2 separate regions of the Homo sapiens genome follow, and region 2 is linked to region 1. A link is an interaction called in ENCODE POLR2A ChIA-PET data of the cell type or tissue named here. Cell type or tissue: A673. All regions are shown on one strand. Links, peaks and the distances in the headings refer to the core of each region. The heading gives the core; the rest is flanking DNA.

Region 1 (8,316 bases), core at 1,949-5,948:
CAAAATCCTCTAACTTGGCTGGGTGTGGTGGCTCACACCTGTAATACCAGCACTTCGGGAGGCTGAGGCAGGTGGATCACCTGAGGTCAGGGGTTCGAGACCAGCCTGGCCAACACGGTGAAACTCCATCTCTACTAAAAATACAAAAAAAAAATTAGCTGGGCATGGTGGTGGGCGCCCGCAGTCCCAGCTACTCAGGAGGCTGAGACAGAAGAATAGCTTGAACCTGGGGGGCAGAGGTTGCAGTGAGCCGAGATTGCACCACTGCACTCCAGACTAGGCCACAAAGCAAGACTCCATCTCAAAAAAAACAAAACAAAACAAACAAAAAAAACTCTCTAACTTGAACTCTGCTTCAAGTTAGATACTGTTTGTTTGTTTGTTTATGTATTTATTTATTTGGAGATGGAGTCTTGGTCTGTTGCCCAGGCTGGAGTGCAGTGGTGCAATCTCGGCTCACTGCAACCGCCACCTCCTGGGTTCAAGCAATTCTTGCACCTTGGCCTCCCGAGTAGCTGGGACTACAGGTGTGTGCCACCACACTGGCTAACTTTCGTATTTTTAGTAGAGACGGGGTTTCACCATGTTGGCCAGTCTGGTCTCGAACTCCTAACCTCAGGTGATCTGCCCACCTCGGCCTCCCAAAGTGCTAGGACTACAAGCGTGAGCCACAGCACCTGGCCTAGATAATGTTTAGATTCAAGAAGGAGTCATCAGTGCTAACTGAAAATAATGTAATCAGTACTTGGCATGAAAAGCAAACTTATCCTGTCAAAAGTCATTACCTTGAAGGATGTAAGCTGCTAACAAGGCAGCATCCGATGTTTTACAGAGGAGTCGGCCATGGTAGAGATCCCTTTTGATCTGCAGGAAGACTAAATACCTGGAGAGAAAACAGAGAATAAACTATAAAGGATTTCTTTGATTGCTTTAAAGATAGAAATATGTATTGTAAGCCTATCAAAATCTTTGTCAGGATACTTTTACTACATTAAAAAAAAATCCTAAAACATAATGTAGAACAAATACATTCTCCATTTCCCTGGAAACTCTTTCAGGTACTTTGCCCTGAACTGACTTGAGGTTCAGTTAAAAATATGCCAGTTTCCTCCTGTAGCTCAAGTCAGAAATGGCTGTTTCCTGGTAAAAGCATCACCCCACAGTGCTGAGCTTTGGAAGGAGCCAGCCCCAGTCGATCTGGTGCCGAAAAAGAAAACTATGCCATCAGAGACTGGCAAACTGGGCCTCTCTCCGCCTTGGATGCCAGCTGATGTTCCTTCTTAAGTAGAATGGTGGGTGAAGGAACTAGCCCAGGAAGAGTTCAGCCTCAACTTACCAAGAGAATCTGTCCATATGTGGAAACAGCCTGCAGTTACCGAGGTCAACCAGACCTTTGAAATGGAATAAAGTGTAAGAAGAGTGAGCCGAGATTGTGCTACTGCACTCTAGCCTGGGCAATCGGAGAGACCTTGTCTCAAAAAAAAAAAAAAAAAAAAAAAAAAAATTGCAACAAGAGGCACTGGTGAAAGAAGCACACAAATGAAGCAGAAACCTGGGGCCAGCACCTCTTTAAATACAGAAAGCTGTTGCCTCAGGTGGAAGCAGGATATCAAAAACAAGAGCAAATAGTAGCTGACATGTATTGAGCACTTACGATCTGCCAGTCCAGGTGTTACACACTTTACATGCAATAACTTATTTAATTCTCACATGACACTTTGAGATAGGTACTGTTATTATCCCCATTATTACAGATAGAGAAGCTGAGGCTTTAGTGATTTTCTCATGGACGTACAACTAAGTGAAAGAGCCAGGATTCAACTTCAGCACTGTGAGACCCCTAAACTTGGCTCTTCATCACTATGATATTCTGCCCTCCTTGCACTATAAATGCTTTGCAGTTTCACTAGTTGGATGGACCCTGTCACAGTGGAATGGAATTGATGACTTTCCATTTTGAAATGTCTTCACAAGGAGTGTGGTCTTTATTGCTCTTCTTAGAAGACCTGTAAGATTATGAGGAGCATCAGTCCCTTGAGTGGGTCACCTACCATGGTGGCTCCTTGGCCAGGGAGCATCTCTGGTGATTTAAAAATATTTCCACAGATTCTTTGATAATCCTAATTTCATGAGGTAGAGCTTAATTCCTTCTCTGAGTATGGCTTAGACTTGGTGACTCACTTCTATCAATAGAATAAAGCATGAGTGAGTGTCTGACTTCTGAGATCATAAAGTCATTGCAGCTTCCTCCTTGTTCTCTTGCCCTTGGATCACTCATTCTTCTTGAGGTTGCTTCAGCAGTCCTATAGAAAGGTCCATGTGGTGAGGAACTGGGGCCTTTGCCAACAGCCAGCAAGGAACTGAGGCTTTCGGCCAACAGCCATTTGAATGACCCATCATGGAAATGAAGTCCCCACCTCCAGTCAAGCCTGTGGATCACTGCAGCCCCAGCCAACCTCCTGACTGCAACCTCGTGATTGACCCTGAGCCAGAACCACCCAGCTAAGCTGCTCTTGAATTCCTGACCCATAGACACTCTGAGACAATTAAACGCTTGTTATTTTAACTTTTATGGTCCAGCATCCCTAGGGGAGTAATGAAAATGTAGTAAAATTCCTTTAAATTCGAACAGTCTGAACCAAAAAGAAATTGACCCCTCCCTGGACAGTTGGAGGTTTCCATTGTTTCTGTTTTCGGGCTGAAGAATGAAACAGAGGATTCCTTGTCCACTTGATCATGTAAAAATGCTCAACAGGAAGAGGGCTGTTGACAGTGCAACTTCTAGGAGGTGGTAGGAAGGGGTCCTAGCAGGTAACTCTGAGAGGCTTGGGCTTGAAGATTCAAGCAATTAACAAACAGAAATGAGGGAGCAACCAAGCCATCTTCTCTCCTCAGCGCTTGCTACTCAAAGTGTAGCCCACATATCAGGGGTATCAGCATCACTTGAGAGCTTATTGGAGATAAAGAATATAGGCCCATCCTACACTTCCACCTACACCTTTTAACAAGATCCCCAGGTGATTTGTGTATAGATTAAAATTTAAGAAGCTGTCCTAAGAAAATTCAAAAGCCATCTTCTAACCACAGCAGGATGGACTGCCTTCCTCAGACCAAAGGGAAGGTGAGTCTTAGCCTGGAAGTTAATAAGAACCCATCCCCTCACTCCCACCAACCCTACTCTGCCCAAATGTTTGCCAAGAAAAACGAAAGGAAAAAAGACATCATGTAGAGTGAATAATTAAGATGGATCTACCAAATCAAGCTCGTCTTCACTCTGCTTCCCACAGCGAAATGCCACACGGTGTGTGGGAGAGAGTGAGTGAGCACTTCTCTGCCTCTCACTGTTCCAACTCCCACCTTCCACAGGCTTCAGCAGGATGTGGATGCAAACCTTTTGCCCCTTACTCACTGATCACTCCCTGGGCCTGGATTCACGCATCACGTCTTCCATGTTTCTCTGCTTGTCTGTGTCCAAAATTCAGGGACTGTACATATTGGACTAAAGGAGATATTACAAAGGGATAACATGGCTCTGGGCAGTGATTCTCAATGTGGCAGAGAGGGGAACATCTTCCAGGGGGAGCCCGTCAGAATCTGTATGTGTTGGGGGTGCTCCTGTGGTTTGAAATGGCCCCTTTGGGCCGGGCGCGGTGGCTCACGCCTGTAATCCCAGCACTTTGGGAGGTCGAGGTGGGTGGATCACCTGAGGTCAAGAGTTCGAGACCACCATGGCCAACATGGTGAAACCCCATCTCTACTAAAAATACAAAAAAAAAAAAAAAAAATTAGCCAGGCATGGTGGTGTCGGCGTGTAATCCCAATTACTTGGGAGAGGCTGAGGCAGGAGAATTGCTTGAACCCAGGAGGCAGAGGTGGCAGTGCGCCAAGATCGTGCCACTGCACTTCAGCCTGGCTGACGAGAGCAAAACTCCATCTCAAAAAAAAAAAAAAAAGAAAAGAAAAGGCCCCTTTAAAGTTTCTGATTTGCTCCCCTTCTCCTCCCACCCAAGGGAACATGATCCTGCTCACACTGAGAACCACTGTCTTTCCAAGGCATCATTATTGATGGCAGGTAATGGCCTCAGGTGAACTGGAATAGAAACAAGGCTTTCCACTGCTGGGCAGGGTTCCTTTTGATTTCTGGTGATAAAACAGCTGCAGGGAGGTTAAAGGCAAGGCCACAGGGCATTCTCAGGCAATGTCATAAAACTAGATGGGAAGAGGGAAAAGGATACACCAGTATCCTAAAGAAACAAACCATAGTTGAGGGCAAGAGGAGATGAGCTCATGAAAGAATCAACTGACAGCTTCAAGAGAGAGAATGAGCTGCACCAGGGCTCCCCCTCCCTTTCTGCCACAGTGGCTTCCATCGAGCTTTGTGTTTGGTTCATTTAAGAAGATAACCAGTGACTCAATGTTGTTGGTGGAAATATATTCCACATGACTCATAGCATCCTTAGACCTATTCACAAGAGACCCTGGCATGTTCTCCCCTGCCACACAAGGGCCTAAGGAAGACTATCTTGTTGCCTGAGGCACTATCTCCAGGGCCACTGTGTGTTGCCAGGCAAGGGATCAGCCTGCTGGGGCTGCCTAGTGCAGCCCTCCTGAATCTCTGAACCTCAGAACATTTCATAGCCAAGGAAATAGAAGTCCAGAGATGGAGAGTGACTTATCTGAGGTAACACAGCAATCAGAATCCAGGCCTTCTGACTCGGCCCATGGTAATTCACTTAGTTATCAGGTTAGTCCTAATCCAAGTCAGGAGGACCCTTTGTTATCAGAGAGATATTCTCACTGAGACTAAAGGAGAAATGAGCTCTAGACCGGATTTAGGAGAACACGCTTGCTTCTGAGGAAACTGGTTTTTTGTTTTTTAAACTCTGCTGATCTCTTTCTGGCCTCAGAGGGGCTTTACCTCACCTCCATTTTTGTTTGAATGCTAGTGTTGTCCTAAATTGATTGGAGTGTGAATCAGGACAGAATTAGCAAGAGCCTGCAAGATGCCAGGGAAAACCTGAGCTTTTGTGTAACACGAACATCTCTCCAGGGTATTGGCTTTGGCATAATGCTTTCTGATATCAGAGGGTAGAAATGAGTCCACAGGCATTTCCAGAGTTTAAGGCTGTGAACTCTGGAAAGCACTGGAGGCTCCTGGAGAGTTTTTTCCAGAAGATCCTTTGGCCTTACCTTCCCTTCAAATAGATTCTTTGCCACTGGCTTCCCCTATTTACTATTTCCTTTTTCCTGACTATAATTATGTTTAGTACGTCTTCCTCCCCAATATTAGACTGTAAGCTCCTTGAAGTCAGAGACTATGTTTTATTTACTTTTAATATTCTTCTACAGAGCCTAAACATCCTGTGCCTAGCTTATCCATCTATCCATCATCCATCCATCATCCATCCATCCAGTTCTGACACTTACTATATGTGCCAGGCACTGTCACAGGTGCTGGGAATGCAGTAGGGAACAACCTGGAGTCCTGTTAATGGAGCTTACATTCCAATGGGGGAGATGGCAAAATAATAACAAAACAAAATAACAATAAAGACTCACATTTACTGAGTGCATGCTGTGTGCCCTGTTTCATTCAGTCCTCCCAGCAACTCTATGAGGTGACTACCTTTTTTTTTTTTTTTTTTTTTGAGATGGAGTCTTGCTCTGTTGCCAGGCTGGAATGCAGTAGTGCAATCTCGGCTCACCACAACCTCCACCTCCCGGGTTCAAGTGATTCTCCTGCCTCAGCTTCCTGAGTAGCAGGGATTACAGGCACGTGCCACCACGCCTGGCCAATTTTTTGTAGTTTTAGTAGAGACAGGGTTTCACCATTTTGGCCAGGCTGGTCTCAAACTCCTGATCTCAGGTGATCCGCCCACCTCAGCCTCCCAAAGTGCTGGGATTACAGGCGTGAGCCACTGCGCCCAGCCTGTGACTACCATTTTAATCCTTGTTTAATGGATGAAGAGACTGAGTGCTTAGAGATACTGTTCTTGCCTTGTCACAGAGCTAGTTAAAGAACAACCTGGGATTTGAAGCCAGCTCTCTGATTTCTTAGCCCAGGGGTTGGCAAACTACAGCCCACTGCCATAGTTTCCAATGGAATAAAATTTTACTGGAACACAGCCTTGCTCATTCATTTATGTATCGTCTATGGCTGCTTTCACACTACAATGACAGAATTGAGTAGTTGCGACAGAGACCATATGGCCCGACAAGCCAAAAATACTTACTATTTGGCCCTTTACAGAAAAAGTTTGCCAATCCATCTTAGCCTAAGCTAGGCTCAAGCGATGTTCACTGAAGGCACAGTGGCCTGGTGACTCCGTTCGTTCATGTATGTCTTGATTCATCCTGTTAACGTTTTTTGGAGCACCTGTTGTGTGTCAGACATTTTGCTTCCTTGGACGGCGGGGCCCCATTTGCAGTCAGTTTCCTTCTCCTACTTGATCTTTCCAAAGAGTTCATACACCTGCAATCCCTGTTAAAAGCCAAATCTGGTACCTGAATTTCCCATTTTCTTTGCCTTGTCTCTAGCCTAGACAAGAAAATCTGTTTATTACTTTAAAAATGACAAAAGAAATTAATCAGGATTTGGCAACTAAATTTATCATCTGGGAAGAAGCCAAGAGATAAACTGAAGCAAGTTCTGTACTCCCTACTTCACCCCCTTCTCTCAGCCTGGCTTTATGGGAATGGCTGAGACAGCAGTGAAATTTAGGACCAATATTGCCTGGAAAAAACACACTGACAGCTAAATTAGTTTGGCAGCAAGGTGGGATGGAGGGCTCTAAGCCAGGGATGAATTACGGATGTTGAGTGAGGCTGGGCCCGGTATCTCCTCTCTTAAGATCAGTAGGGATGTGAATGAGGAGAAAAATGCAGCTAATTCCACAGGCTCACAGAATGCCCCAGGGAGGGGGAGGCACAAAGACTGCAAAGCAGGCCCAGGCACCGGTGGTTCACACTCCTGACAATGCTGGAAAACTGCATACTAGGTAAAGAACGCTGGTGAGGTTGAGAGAGAGGGGAAAATTGCCCAAGATGGTTAGCACAAATGCATGCAGACCGAGAGGAGCTCCTTCTCTTGCCAGTGTCCTTGAAGTCTGCTGACTTGGTGAGAGGCCTGGCCATGGTCCTAATGCTGTGCTTACCAGGACTTGGATGACTACCTGGGATAGCTTTCTCTCTCAGGAAACAGAAGTTAGCTGCTTAAGTTTTAGGATTCTAGCTGGTGGGGAAAGGGGACAGAGGAGGAGTGGAGATTATTAGAAAAGAAGTACCTTTCACATAAACAAGGAAGAAAAGCCAGTACTAACTGTACTTGTGCATGATGCAGAGCCCCTGGGGCCTACGGACTGTGTAATGAATCTGGCAACGAAATATTGAGACTTTGCTCAGTGCAAGGCTCACTGTGGGTGTATTAAGAAGTGTAAGAGGCCGGGATAGTGGTTAATCTTCCCGACAATTCTATGAGGTAGATATCACTATCCCCATTTTATAAATGAGTAATCTAAGGTTAGAGAGGTTAAGTATCTTATTTCCAAGTTAAGTATCTTATTTGGCTGTATACAGCCAACAAGTAACATAAGTAAGATCTGAGCTCCCAGGTCTATGCTGCTTCTTGGGTAGGAAGGTCTGTCCATTCATGTAAGATAGTGACACTGGATTTACAAAATTGTATTTTTTTTTTTTTTTTGAGACAGAGTTTCACCCTTGTTGCCCAGGCTGGAGTGCAATGGCGTGATCTTGGCTCACTGCAACCTCTGCCTCCTGGGTTCAAGCGATTCTCCTGTCTCAGCCTCCCGAGAAGCAGGGATTAAAGGTGTGCACCACCACACCCGGCTAATATTTTGTCTTTTTAGTAGAGACGGGGTTTCACCATGTTGGTCAGGCTGGTCTCAAACTCCTGACCTCAGATGATCCACCCACCTCACCCTCCCAAAGTGCTGGGATGACAGGCGTGAGCCACCACGCCTGGCGGAAAATTGTATTATTAAGAGCTCTTCCTAAGGGCCAAGATAACCATACATTTCCAGTCCTTTAATCAAATTGGAAAGCCATGTGTCTGTGGTGCTCTCACTGGCTGCTCCCTCTCATCCCCACTGTTGGTCCAGTGAGGTGGACAACAAAGACGTGTTAGGTTTGCTCCGATATGTAGACAGGAGTACCAACTTTGGGGTCTGCCCTGGCACCAGTACCTCTTTTAGCAGAGACAGACAGAAGTTCAGAGCTAAGGCAAACACTCTGGAGATCATGAGTGGGGCAGGCTAGTGGTATTTTAACAAAACTCTTGAAAAAAATTTTTTTTTGAGA
Region 2 (4,000 bases), core at 1-4,000, 76 kb before region 1:
CCTGTAATCCTGTCACTTGGGGAGGCTGACATGGGAGAATCGCTTGAGGCCAGGAGTTCGAGATCAGCCTGGGTAACATACGGAGACCCGCCCCCCGCCCCCCGCCCCCCACCCCAATCTCTATAAAAAGTAAATTAGTTGAGCATAGTGATGCATGTCTGGAGTCCTAGCTACTGGGGTGGCTGAGGTGGAAGGATGGCTTGAGTTTGGAAAGTCAAGGCTGCCGTGAGCTATGATCATGCCACTGCATTCCAGCTTGGGCAACAGAGCCAGACCCTGTCTCAAAACAGCAACAACAAGAGCCGTAAAACCCAAGATGTCATAACTCCCACCAGGTCAATAACATATCAGGTTTCATAGTGTCATATGAGGGAGGGTAAAATTGGAGCAGGTTTTGTGCTTAATAGGAAGAGGTTACTGTACTCTGTTGATTCTAAGGCATTATTTTTTTTGTCTTTTTTTTTTTTTTTGAGACGGAGTTTTGCTCTTGTTGCCCAGGCTGGAGTGCAATGGCACGATCTTGGCTCACTGCAACCTCTGCCTCCCGGGTTCAAGTGATTCTCCTACCTTAGCTTCCCAAGTAGCTGGGATTACAGGCGCCCGCCACCACGCCTGTAATTTTTGTATTTTTAGTAGGAATGGGGTTTCACCATGTTGGTAAGGCTGGTCTCGAACTGCTGACCTCGGGTGATCTACTTGCCTTGACCTCCCAAAGTGCTGGGATTACAGTTGTGATCCACCATGCCTGGCCTGTCTTTTTTTTTTTTGAGACAGGGTCTCGCTGCGTTGCCCAGGCTGGAGTACAGTGGCGCTGATCATGACTCATGGCCTATCTTAAGGATCTTTAGTTCCTGAATAGACCTTAGTTTAGTGTGGGTATAGTAGCAGATGCTTAATATTTTAAAAGGTAAGATACGTAGTTATAACATTTTTACATGATTTTTATACTTTACAGTCTGCTGCAAGACTCCGTGAAATGATAGAGAAGAGACAGCCTCCTAAATCCAAAAGGTAAAATATCTAGTTTGCAATGCCTGAACCATGATACATTGCTCAACTGTTTTATAATTTGAAAAAAATGGTTTGGTGTGGTAAGCTTAACAGATCATAAAGTGCTATTTAATCTCAGTCCCTCTAGGATCTCTGAGGGAATGCTACCCTTTAATAACTTTACAATTCTCATCTTCATCAAAGGAATATGGAGCAAATAAAATGGAGAGCTGAATTTTGTTTATATTTATTGTTGCTACTAATGAAGGGAAATCTTTATTTCCACTAAATTACTGTCACTTAGAAAACTATTAAAGATTCTTCTACTTACTTTTAATTTTTCTGGCTATCTTTTTGCGTCTCAATTTGTTTTTGCTTTCTTAGTCCTAGAATAAAGGAAAGGAATTAACATTTATTGAATATCTCTGAAACATACTGCAGTGATCTAGCAATTTTGTCCTATATTATCTCATTTAACTCTGACAACCACTGCATGTGGTAGGTAATATATTCATTTTGTGAGTTAGAAATCAGGCTCAAAAGATAAAATTGTTGGCTGGGTGCAGTGGCTCATGCCTATAATCCCAGCACTTTGGGAGGTTGAGTCAGGGGGTCACCTGAGGTCGAGAGTTCAAGACTGGCCTGACCAACATGGAGAAACCCCATCGCTACTAAAAAAAAAAAAAAAATTAAAAATTAGCCGGGTGTGGTGGCACATGTCTGAATCCCAGCTACTCAAGAGGCTAAAGCAGGAGAATCGCTTGAACCCGGGAGGCAGAGGTCATGGTGAGCCAAGATTGCACCATTGCACTCCAGCCTGGGCAATAAGAGTGAGACTCCATCTCACAAAAAAAAAAAAAACAAAAAAAAACAACTATTTGCTGAAAGTCAAAACAGCTTATAAGTGGTAGCTTTAGGATTTGAACTCAAGGGTGTTTAAATTTTGAATTATCTCCATTGCATTTTAGCAGTGCTTACATATAAATGAAGAAACTAAAATCTTGGTATCATTAGCTCATTTGTTTAGTGCCAGTTCCTAATGAAATGTAGCTTCATTTACTTGGTTTGATTCTGTTACAGGACAATTAGCTTGAGAAAAGCTGGACCTTTAATCATGGCCAGGTATTTTCAAGTGTGAAAAGTTACTATAAGAGGAACATCATTAACACTGGAAAAACAGTAGCACTGGTCCTGTTGCCCGCTGATTAGTAGCTTTACATTTGCATTTTTTTATTAGCCAAGATTGGTGATTTCTTCCTAAATCACAAAATTCTAGCCCTTAATAGTTGTATAGGCAGTAGCAAGTTGATAGTATGGAAGTTGTGTAATGTAGCGCAGAAGTGTAGCCTTTGAGATTTAGCAAATTTGGGTTCAAGTTTTGATTCAGTCACTTACAGCTATGACAGTAACCTTGGATACTTTATATAATTTTTCTTTCTGTAAAGCTGGCATTATGCTAATCTAGAAGGATTTAAATTTTTTGAAAATTATTAAATATACATATAAAAAGGTACATATAATGTATTTGTGTAGTTGAAAAATTATACAGGTCCCATCCATGTACCTGCCATCCAGGTTAATAGAAATTACGAATACCCCTGAAGGCCCATATATACCCCTCCCTCCCGATACAACCACTATGCTGAATTTTGTGGTAATATTTCCTTGCATTTATTTATTGCTTTTTTTTTTTTTTTTGAGATGGAGTCTCGCTCTGTTGCCCAGTCTGGAGTGCAGTGGCGCGATCTCGGCTCACTGCAACCTCCACCTCCCAGGTTCATGCCATTCTCCTGCCTCAGCCTCCCGAGTAACTGGGACTATAGGCGCCCGCCACCACGCCCGGCTAATTTTTTGGATTTTTAGTAGACGGGGTTTCACCGTGTTAGCCAGGATGGTCTCAATCTCCTGACCTCGTGATCCGCCTGCCTCGGCCTCCCAAAGTGCTGGGATTACAGGCGTGAGCCACTGTGCCCAGCCTATAGTTTCATTTTTATTTATTTATTTTTTTGAGACAGAGTCTTGCTCTGTTGCCCAGGCTGGAGTACAGTGGTGTAATCTTGGCTCACTGCAGCCTCTGCCTCCCAGGTTCAAGCAATTCTCATGCCTCAGCCTTCTGAGTAGCTGGGATTACAGGTGCTCATGACCATGCTCTGCTAAATTTTGTATTTTTAGTAGATACGGGGTTTCGCCATGTTGGCAAGGCTGGTCTGGAACTCTGGACCTCAAGTGATCCACCCACCTCAGCCTCCCAAAGTGCTGGGATTACAGGTGTGAGCCACTGTGCCTGGCTATTGATTTATAGTTTTACTACCAGTGAGTGTATCCTTAAACACTATATTGTTTAGCTTTGTCTTTTTTTGGTGTTCACATACAATATGCCTTTTTTATATTCTGAGATTTTCTTATTTTGCTCATCTTTACATATTTATGCTTTTAAATTTACCCATGTTGATGCGCACAGCTTTATTTCGTTCTTTTTTTCTGCTATATGATATTCCACTGTATGAATGTACTACATTTTATTCTACTGTTGATGAACAATTGAGTTGTTATTTTTATTATGAAAAGTGCTGCTCCAAACATTCTTAAGTCTCTTAGTGCTTATGTATGGGAGTTTCTCTAGGAGTAGATTTCTAGGATTGTATGACAGCCCATATTATTCCATATACTCAGGTGTCTTTTTTGAGGATTAAATATGAGATGGAATGTTGACTACAGTTTTTAGTATATAGTATACTTTCAATCAGTAGGTTTTACTAATTCTCGAAGTAATGTGGACTATAACTGATAATTTTTTATGTGAATTTTTGGAAATAATTTCAGAGGCTTCTCTTTCCCCAACATTTTAAAATGAATTACTTTTTTAAAAATGAAAAAATAGTGCATAAAAAAATAGAGAATGTATATTATTTAAAAAGTAAACTACAGTGTATGGAAGGGAATGCAGTGAAACGTTTTAAGTTTCCTTCCTATTTTAGACCTTAGTTTTCCAGGCCTTTTCCCTAGAAGT

The links. ChIA-PET counts read pairs that join two places held together with the same protein. Peaks named below come from ENCODE experiments on the same cell type or tissue, not always from the same donor. Only the 100,000 strongest peaks of a DNase experiment are listed, where the experiment ranks them.
Region 2: POLR2A ChIA-PET joins it to region 1 with 7 read pairs; 2 of 35 experiments call an interaction of 5 or more read pairs at or near these places.

What each region holds. Positions count from the first base shown.
Region 1 is chr15:43,909,097-43,917,412 of GRCh38, forward strand. It overlaps FRMD5 (FERM domain containing 5), which reads right to left. Exons shown (of 14, transcript NM_032892.5): 5 at 786-883. Among named protein-coding and RNA genes, the nearest start is that of WDR76, 86 kb to the left of the region's middle. In A673, for the core only: no CTCF peak of the experiment used is centred there; a DNase peak (open chromatin) is centred at 4,445.
Region 2 is chr15:43,835,206-43,839,205 of GRCh38, forward strand. WDR76 (WD repeat domain 76) reads left to right here. Exons shown (of 13, transcript NM_024908.4): 4 at 956-1,011. Among named protein-coding and RNA genes, the nearest start is that of WDR76, 10 kb to the left of the region's middle. In A673, for the core only: no CTCF peak of the experiment used is centred there; no DNase peak of the experiment used is centred there.